Regions from separate parts of the Homo sapiens genome. Here region 1 is linked to region 2. A link is an interaction called in ENCODE POLR2A ChIA-PET data of the cell type or tissue named here. Cell type or tissue: MCF 10A. All regions are shown on one strand.

The links. Peaks named below come from ENCODE experiments on the same cell type or tissue, not always from the same donor. Only the 100,000 strongest peaks of a DNase experiment are listed, where the experiment ranks them.
Region 1: POLR2A ChIA-PET joins it to region 2 with 5 read pairs; 3 of 35 experiments call an interaction of 5 or more read pairs at or near these places.

What each region holds. Positions count from the first base shown.
Region 1 is chr16:50,698,038-50,703,037 of GRCh38, forward strand. It overlaps NOD2 (nucleotide binding oligomerization domain containing 2), which reads left to right. Exons shown (of 12, transcript NM_001370466.1): 2 at 1,451-1,917. The coding sequence starts at 1,459. Among named protein-coding and RNA genes, the nearest start is that of NOD2, 6.9 kb to the left of the region's middle. RefSeq lists an enhancer at 1-203. In MCF 10A, no CTCF peak of the experiment used is centred here; DNase peaks (open chromatin) are centred at 24 and 1,924.
Region 2 is chr16:50,357,688-50,362,687 of GRCh38, forward strand. The region is part of intron 2 of BRD7 (bromodomain containing 7); the gene reads right to left. Among named protein-coding and RNA genes, the nearest start is that of BRD7, 8.8 kb to the right of the region's middle. In MCF 10A, no CTCF peak of the experiment used is centred here; a DNase peak (open chromatin) is centred at 2,854.

The DNA of each region.
Region 1 (5,000 bases), 340 kb after region 2:
AGGTAAAATCCCCAGGCCACTTGGCATCTGCTCCCTTGAGTGTCTGGGAATGTCCCTGATTTATAAAAAGAAGCTGACGGCCCTCTTTGTTGTCCATGCCTACACCCTTTCACTTTCGTTTCTTCGGGGCACTGCAGCAGCCCTTGTCCACAGACCCCATGACAATCGCAGAACTGACCATGCTGAGAGATTTTCTTGGCTGCTCAGGGACCCTGCCAGGGCTTGAAGCTCCTGGAGGGTCACTTGCCCTCAAATTCCCAGAACGCACAGCAGGTCACTGATGATAGCAGTGGCAGCAGTCTGTGCACGGTGGTTTCGAGGGCGTGGGAGGGAGGTGAGGGCCCTAGGGCAAGTGTGTGTGGGAAGTGTTGATGGGGGACAAGGCACCAGAACGCTCGGAAACAACTTAGTTTGCACCGTAATTTTTCACTTCGCCTAGGACAGGACCTTTAGAGCAATATTCTGAGTCTACCCCTTGGAGTAGCAGTGTGCAAAACACACAGCACGGGCTTGGGGCCCCCGTGGGGAACCCAAATGTAAGAGTTAGAGACATGCATTCCGGAGTCATACATGGCTCGTGTTGAAATCCTGACTCTGCCTGTCTAGCTGTGACACATCGTACAAATCACTTAGCTTCTTGGTGCCTCAGTGTCTTCCTCTGTAGAATGGGTAGATCATAGGCACTACTTCAGAGTGGCTGGGAGGGTTCAGTGAATTCCTGCAGGAGAGCACTTAGAATGGCACTTGGTGTGTAGTTTATGCTTAATTAATATTAGCCGTTACTGAAACTGCTGTAGCCTGAATCCAGCCAGCATGAAAGAGCCCCTCTCACCCTGCTTCGAAGAGAATGAATTCCCTGATTGTTTGGAAGATCTCTCTCTCTCTCTCTGTCTTTTTTTTTTTTTTTTGAGAAACGGTCTTGCTCTCTTGCCCAGGCTGGAGCGCAATGGTGCCATCTTGGCTCACTGCAACCTCTGCCTCCCGGGTTCAAGTGATTCTCCTGTCTCAGCCTCCTGAGTAGCTGGGATTACAGGCGCTCGCCACCACGCCTGGCTAATTTTTGTATTTTTAGTAGAGACAGCGTTTCACCGTGTTGGCCGGGCTGGTCTAGCGCTCCTGATCTCAAGTGACCTTGGGAGATCTCTTGCTCCTAATATTACCTCAAGCCTTTTTAAACGTTTTAAGCCGGAGACCAAGCATGGATATGGGAGTTAGGGGTCTTGATTTAATTCTTGGTTGCTTCAAACTCTGTGGAACCTTGAGGTGTTTCTTGCCTTCTCTGGGTCTCAATTTTCACATCTATATGGTGGGGAGCTTGGATTGGGTAATGTCTGAGGCTAGAACCATGGCCAACTCGGGTTCTGCTGGGGCTGACTTGCCCTGGCCTTCCCTGACCACCCTGCATCTGGCTTCTGGAGAAGTCCCGCACTGACCTTGTTCTCCTCCCCAGGTTGTGAAATGTGCTCGCAGGAGGCTTTTCAGGCACAGAGGAGCCAGCTGGTCGAGCTGCTGGTCTCAGGGTCCCTGGAAGGCTTCGAGAGTGTCCTGGACTGGCTGCTGTCCTGGGAGGTCCTCTCCTGGGAGGACTACGAGGGCTTCCACCTCCTGGGCCAGCCTCTCTCCCACTTGGCCAGGCGCCTTCTGGACACCGTCTGGAATAAGGGTACTTGGGCCTGTCAGAAGCTCATCGCGGCTGCCCAAGAAGCCCAGGCCGACAGCCAGTCCCCCAAGCTGCATGGCTGCTGGGACCCCCACTCGCTCCACCCAGCCCGAGACCTGCAGAGTCACCGGCCAGCCATTGTCAGGAGGCTCCACAGCCATGTGGAGAACATGCTGGACCTGGCATGGGAGCGGGGTTTCGTCAGCCAGTATGAATGTGATGAAATCAGGTTGCCGATCTTCACACCGTCCCAGAGGGTGAGGCACTCCTGGTGTGCATCACAGAGTTCTCAGGAAAGGGGTGCTTAGTCACCAAGACTGATTTGTCCTCATGAAGTCAGCCTGTGGGGTAACTTGGTCCATGGGATTTCCCCTAAAAAGGTAGCCAGGCAGGTAAAATTTGCTCTTGACTCTTGGCAGGAAACGTACAACTCTTTCTTTCTTCTTTTCTTTTCTTTTTCTCACTCTGTTACCCTGGCTAGAATGCAGTGGCACAATCATAGCTCACTGTAGCCTTGAATTCCTGCGCTCAAGTGATCTTCTGGCCTTAGAGTAGCTGGGACTACGGCTGCTGTACCACCATGAACAGCTAATTTTTTTTTTTTCTTTTAGAGATGGGGTGTTGCTATGTTGCCCAGGCTGGTCTCCAGCTCCTGGCTTTAAGCAATCCTCCCGCCTTGGCCTCCCAAACTGTTGGGATTGCAGGCATGAGCCACTTTGCCTGGCCAACAGAACACTTCTGCCGAGAGGAAGTGTGTGGTGGCCAGGAACTCAGATTCTGGAGCCAGAATGGTGCAGGCTCAAGGTCAACCCTGTGTGATCTCAGGCTTCCCTATGGAGCCTCTCCAGCCTCAGTCTCCCTTGTTTCAGTTTCCTCATCTACAAAACAATGTTAATAGTCAAATGGTGCCTATCCTATAAGGCTCTTGGGAGGATTCAGTGAGTTAATTTGAGTAATGCTTAGGATAGTGTCTATTACCACTGGCTGCTATTTATTATTTCTGTTATGAGTGATACTCTGTACTTGTACACTTTTATTTCTGTCTGTTTTAAATTAACAGCACAACAGACCATAACACTGCAGTATATTGAATTTATTTTATAATTAACATAGCATATTATAAACTAATATAGCTTAAATGTTTATGTAGGATTTCTGACATGAAATTGCATTAGATCATAGATGTTCAGAGTTGGTATATAACAGCCCCTGAGAATGTAGTAACTCAGCAGAGACCAGAAGGTCAGAGAAATGACCACTGAGTATTTTTGAAACTCTTTTGTTTTCTTCCAAATAGTGATTCTTAGGGCTCCTGAGAGGCAGATGGAACAATCATTAACATTCCACTTTATAAATCGGGAAGTTGAGACCAAGGAAAGTAGTTTGAATAAGCTCACAGTAGTTAATGAGGGGGCCAGTGCTGGACCAATTGGCCAGCACTGGTCATTGACTTATTCATCCATCATTCATTTATTCAGCCAGAATCTATTAGGTGCTTCATACATATTTGCTTAAAGTTTGTTGTGTTCATAGAGCTTTGCACACGGTAGGTACTCCATAAACATTTGTTGATGAAATAAGTGAGTTACTGAATGAATGATTGAATTAGAATGACACTGCAGTGTTAAAATGGGCTGGGTTGGGGAACATTTTAGTTTTTGTTTTTGTCTGTTTTCCAAAAATGTATGTGTTGTTCACATGAGTCTGGATAACCCTAGATTGAGATTGATGACATAAATAAATTTGTCTTCAAGGCTGCACTAAAGCTGGCTCACATGGCTAGGTATTTACAGAGCAGAAGTGGTGCAGTCCTCTCTGATTAGTTGCACGTACAGAAGACATATTCGTTATTGGACTGACCTTAGTTTCTCTTATAATTTGTTAGGGGAATTGAATCAGCCCATCTGAGAAGTTACAAGATTGTGTCTTGTCATCTTTAAAAGTTCAGCAATGTGATGTGGTACAGATGGTCTGAGGGGTTTGGAGAAGGTAGCCTAGATCCCTAGGGCCCAGAGAAGACAGGATGTGAACAGAGGAAGTACATGGATTGGTGAAGAAAAGAAATGGGATAACTCATGGGTCAAAGAAGAAATCATGATGGAAATCAGAAAATATTCAGAACCATACAATAATGAGAATATTATTTATCAAAATCTATTGGATGCAGCTAAAGCAGGACATAGGGGGAAATTTACAACCTTAGGTGCCTAGATTAGGAAAGAAGGAAGGCATTTGTTTATTTATTTGTTTATTTATTTATTTGAGATGGGGGTCTCACTGTGTCACCCAGGCTGCTGGAGTGCAGTAGCACGATCATAAATCACTGAAGTCTCGAACTTCTGGGCTGAAGTGATCCTCCCGCCTCAGCCTTCCAAGTAGGTGGGACACAGGCTAGCACCACCATACCAGGCTAATTTTTTTTTTGTAGACACAGGGTCTTGCTATGTTGAGGTCTCAAACTCCTGGGCTCAAGTAATCCTCCTCCCTCGGCTTCCCAAAGTGCTGGGATTACAGGCATGAGCCACTGCGCCCATCTAAGGCTGAATTTTAATGAGCTAAGAATTCATCTTAAGAAAGGGCTAAATAGACAGCAAAAGCAAACATTGAAGGTTGGGACTGAGCTGAGTGGGTAGCAGGGATGGGAGACAACAGATCTGAGGAGAGCAGGAGATTTTGAAAGGATTGCACTGCCTGAGGTTTAAGCCTTTAGAATCCAGCTCTCTCTGAGCTCCCTTTGAGCTCTGACATTCTGTGACTCTGATTTGGTGGCCTTCCCTTAGTGGCCTTACTGATTTCATTTGGATGGTGCTTGTGGTATATCCAACCAACATGTCTTCCCAAATGGCCTTTTAATTTCCTATAAAGAAGTAGTTGTCATTGATTGCAGGTTAGGGACAGAAAATGCTGTGGAATGAAACAAAATGCAAGTTAAAGAACTAAATTCCAAAAATACCCATTGCTACTATTGACTGAGTGAATTCCTACTGTGTGCCAGACACTGTACCCAGTCCATTCCCTGTATTGTTTTATTTAAGCCTCACAAGGGTATAGTGTGACTACACTGTTTCTTAACAATGAAGAAACTGCCCAAATCGCCCATCTGGGAAGCGGCCCAGCTAGAATTTGAATCCAGGCCTGTTTTCCTCCAGAGCTTGTGCTATTCTCTGTCTGTCATAAAATGTGGGGGCTTTGTGTGGTAAACTTGCTCAGTTGGGCATAGCAGTTGTTAGGAAACCTGAGGCTGGTAACACCAGCTGTAATACCAGCTGTCCGTCTGACTCATGCAACTGTTAAAGTTGATAGGGCTGAGGTGTCAGACTGAGCTCTGAATTGCCTGATT
Region 2 (5,000 bases):
CGACCAAACTGGGCCAAGTGCAGTGGCTCGTGCCTGTAATCCCAGAGCTTTGGGAGGCTGAGGCAGGTGTACCACTTGAGGCCGGGAGTTTGAGACCAGCCTGGCCAACAAAGCGAAACTCCATCTCTACTAAAAATACAAAAATCCGCTGCGGGTGGTGGTGCACGCCTGTAATCCCAGCTACTTGGGAGGCTGAGGCAGGAGAATCGCTTGAACCCGTAGGTAGAGGTTGCAGTGAGCCAAGAACGCATCACTGCACTCCAGCCTGGGCGACAGAACAAGACTCTGTCTCAAAAACAAAACAAATCAAAACAAAACAAAAACCCAAAACGGCCAAACTGTAAACATTTAGGCTTTGTGGCCCATTAAGTTCTGTCACAACTACTAAACTCTGCTTTTGTATTATAGTATGTGTTGTAGTATGAAAACCACCACAGATAAAATGTAAATGAATTAATTTGGTTGTGTTTCAATAAAAATTTATTTACAAAAACTGTTGGCCAACTTGCTAACCTATGCTCTAAGAGTCCAGCTTCATCCTTAAAACACTCTGCTGGCTGGATGCGGTGGCTCACCCCTGTCATCCCAGAACTTTGGGAGGCCGAGGTGGGTGGATCACTTGAGCTCAGGAGTTCGAGGCCAGCCTAGGCAACATAGCGAAATCCAGGAGTTTTGGTGTGCACCTGGAGTCCCAGCTACTTGGGAGGCTGAGGTAGGAGCATGGCTTGAGCCCAGGAGGTGGAGGTTGCGGTAAGTCGAGATTGCACCACTGCACTCTAGCCTGGGCAACAGAGCCAGATCCTGTCTCAAAAAAAAAAAAAAAAGAACAAAAAGAATAAAGTAAAAAACCACTCTGTGACCTTAGGCAATTCATTTACTCTCATCAGACCTCTTTACCACATGCAAGATGGAGATTTAACTGTTATTATTTATCTTACAGAGTTGATAAGATGGTCAATCATAAACTAGCCAAGTGGAAAAAGTACCAAAGGAGGGTATGTTTCTGAACTACCCCTACCTAGTATCTTTACCTAGTTATCCTGGTCTACCGTAACCACTTTATCATTCAGTAAAGCAAAAAGTCTTTGGGGCTAGGGAGTCCAAAAGAAAAAAAGAATATAAAAACATATGCTTGGAAACTACCCTAAACTGAATAGAGATATCATAGCATGTTATTTCCAGACTGAGAATCAGGAGATCTAGCTTCTAGTTCACCAGCATATGACTTTTAACAAGTTACCCCACTGTTTTAGTCTCAGTTTCCCATCTGTACAACACAAGGCTGTGATCTCTACAGGTCTCTCTCCACCTAAAATTCTGATTCCAACCTTTACATTTTCTTTTTCATAATTCAGAGTATGTTGCAGAATCTTGTTGTGAATGTCACTTATTAAATGAATATAGTTACGTAAAACCATAAGTTAACACAGTTCTGGTTAACAGTAAATTCTGTTAATTACACAGAAAAAACTAAGCAAAAATATTAGTGCCATTTAACTTTAGGTAGTTAAGGAAGAAGAGTTTACAGTTAGTTTATAAAGCGGGTTTAAATTCTGGCCTCGTCACTAGTAGGTGACAAAGCTATGATATGGATAAACTATGTAATTAGCTATGGTGTCATGGATAAACTATATAATTTTTTGGAGTCTAACGTTCTAATCTTTAAAATAGACACAAGAATACATACCTCACAGGACTATTTTAAGGATTAAATGTGATAGTTTATGTAAAGTTTTAGCACATTACTTAGCACATGATGGACACTCATTCATTCAATAAATAAAAGAGGCTTTACTGTGTGGCTATATAGTGAAAGAGAAAATATACACAGCCCTACTCTTACGGAGCTCAGAGTGAAACAGCAGAGATGTTCATTAAATAACTCATTCAAAAAACAAACAGGTTTATAACAGCAGAGATGTGCATTAAATAACTCATTAAAAAAAATAAACATGTTTACAACTAATTGATCACAACGAGCTACAGATTTTTTTGTTCCTTCCCCATTCCCACTGCTTCACTTGACTAGTCTTAAAAACAACAACAAAACAGATTTCAAGGACAGAATAACTTTTGGGTGAAAATAATTTAGACTGGACAAGTGTGGGAAGGTTTCCATGAGGAAGTAACATCTGAGCTGAGATCTGAAGGAGAAAGAATCTAGCTAGGTTGGGGGTGGAGGTAGGTGTGTGGGAACAGCATTCCAGGCAGGGGAAACATCTTGTATGCATGAAGATCTGAGGCAGGAGAAAGGAAGAGGGGCTATTTCCATGAACTACAAACACATTTACTTTCTTCTGACTAGATTCTAATTTGCCCACAACTTGATGGCAAGTTATTTTATTAATCTGTGTGTAATGCTTTTAAAGCAAATCTTTGCTCAGATTATTAGGATTTAACACTCACCGAACCACATTATTCACTCAACAAATGACATTTGCCTGTTCTACTGGAGCTCCCTCTGGACAGTGGTCCTTGTCTTATTCAGCTCCATACCTGCAAGCTCAGCAAATGCCTAACACATAATACTTGCTAAGTATTTGCAGAAGTAATTAATCATAGGAGACAGCATGACATAGGAACACAAAAGCATGCAAATTAACAGCTAAAGTCCTTAGTAATAAGTACTGTCCTTCAGGTTGGTTACTTTCGGAGGATATATACACATACATATATTCAAGTGATGCTCCAATATGCAAAACAATGTAGAGTTCCCTTTTAACAGCTGATTTTAGAATCCAATGAAAAATGTTTCATTACCTGGCAGCTGCACATCATTTTTGGCCCTAGGCTGAAAACAGCATTTGCTACACACGTTAGCCATTAGCTCTATGATGCTTTCCCCTAGCTGCCCACGGCAGAATGACGCATACCTTTCCCTGGACTCCTGGAACAAGTTAGTCAAACCTCCCTTAGGATTTACCAGGTCGTGAGGTTTATTTATACTTTCATGTCTGATTCCTGGGTCCAACTTTGAGCTCCTGTAGGATTTTATTTATTTATTTACCTATCTTAATCACTGGAGCCTAGTACAGTCTGGCCAGATAATAGGTGTCAGGTAAATATTTGTTGAATAAAGAAACAGATAAACAGCCTTCTATCAGAGGAGCAATGCTACTCATAGGCCCCTTTTCTGAGTTCTTCCTTCCTTGGAAAGGTCTTTTGGGGTTGAGACGACTACCTCAGGAGGGACACACACAGACCAATGCTGAGAAAGGGGGAGGGTTTTCTGCCAAGGCAGATAAGCCACAACAGCCCAGAGATGCCAGGTGTGACAGATGGCACAAGTCAATGAACTGTGTTTTGCCAGAATTCTCACTTTGCTTAATACGATTAGTCACTGCTCCTCTCTAGTTAAAAGCTACCTCATACTCTGTGGCTCAGTTAAATCAGCAGTACGAGATACTAACAGCACCTACCTCACAGAATTATTTCTAAGGATCAAAATAGTAAATATACACAAAGAATTTAGAATAGTGTCTGGCAGACAGTAAACACTCGGATGTTAGTTATGAGTCTGCCTCCACTGTTGGACTTAGTATAGATAGTGCTTTAATAAAATAGGTACTTACTGGAATTTACTGTAATTTTCATTAAAGTTTTACTTAATTTTAGCTTTATATATAATAACATCCTATATGTGTTAATGCTTTTGAGTAAAAAAATTTTTTTAATGACTACTATCTTTCTCATTTTATTCTGATAACATTCCTAAGCAATGTGAGTGGCCTAACTTCTTTCAGCAACTAAACCAGAAGTCGACCTACAAAGCTATTAAGACATCATTTGGGTTAGGACTATGTTCTTCAGAACAGCAAGTGAGTTTCAATAAAGGAATTGAGACCACTCGTCTGAGCTATTTCAATAAAAAGCTTTCTATGCAGGTCTCCTTACAGTTTCCACTCTCTCCATTCAATATTTGTTAGATACTGTTACCAGATTTATGTTACTAACACTCAGCTTTTATCATTCTTCCACTCAAAGTTTTTGATTTCCTACTGACTACATACTGAAGCTCAAACTCCTTACTCTGCCATCTCAGCTGCCTTTCAGATCTTACCCTATCCTCCCCTCCATGCATTCTGTGTTTAAAAAGAGACTTACTTTATGTCCCCTATACGCATCTCCTTCTTGCCCATTTTTGAGCTAATCCTCTAACAACAGCTCCATAATCCTCTGGTGTGTGGGCTTCCTGACCTCCACGTCTCTACGCAGTGGCCTATCATTCTATTCAGGGATCATCATCTAAAGGCAGCACATAAATAAAAATTGGGTTGTCAAATCACCTTGGAAAATACCTGAAGTAGCCCATTAAGTACAATACTCATGACTTACAATCTTAGAATACTTCTACTGAACTACCATAAAAAGAGCCATTTCTCTCAGGGCATATAGTTGACCCCATGTTAACTGAACATATAGTGTTACATCACTGTATTTTGATTTCTAAAGCCCAACTCAAATGCTGCTTCTTGAGAAAAGTCTTCTGTGATTTCCCCCAGCTCCATGTACTCTCAGGAGCCTCAGAACTAGAACCCTGCCTCTGTTAGGGCACTGACTTTATTTCCCCATGTGCTGTGGGCAGAGGTTGGTGCCTACTTTAACAACTCTTTCAGATTAAAGACCTCTTAAGGGCAGAATTTGAGTTATTGTTCTGGCATTAACTGTGAGACTTTGGTAAAGTTACTTAACCTCCCTGAGCCTCAATTTTCTCATTAATAAAAGAGGAGATAGTATGATCCAGTAATTCTATTTGTGGGTGTGTATCCAAAAGAAGTGAAAGTAGGGGTCCTGAAGAGAACTTTGTACAATTCATGTTCCTCGCAGCATTATTCATAACAGCCAAAAGGTGGAAGCAAACCACATGTCCACTGACTGATAAATAAATAAAATGTGGTATATCCATACAATGGAGTAGCAATTAGCCTTAGAAGGGAAGGACATTCCAACACACGCTACAACAGACGAACCTTGAGGACATTGTGCTAAATGATATAGGA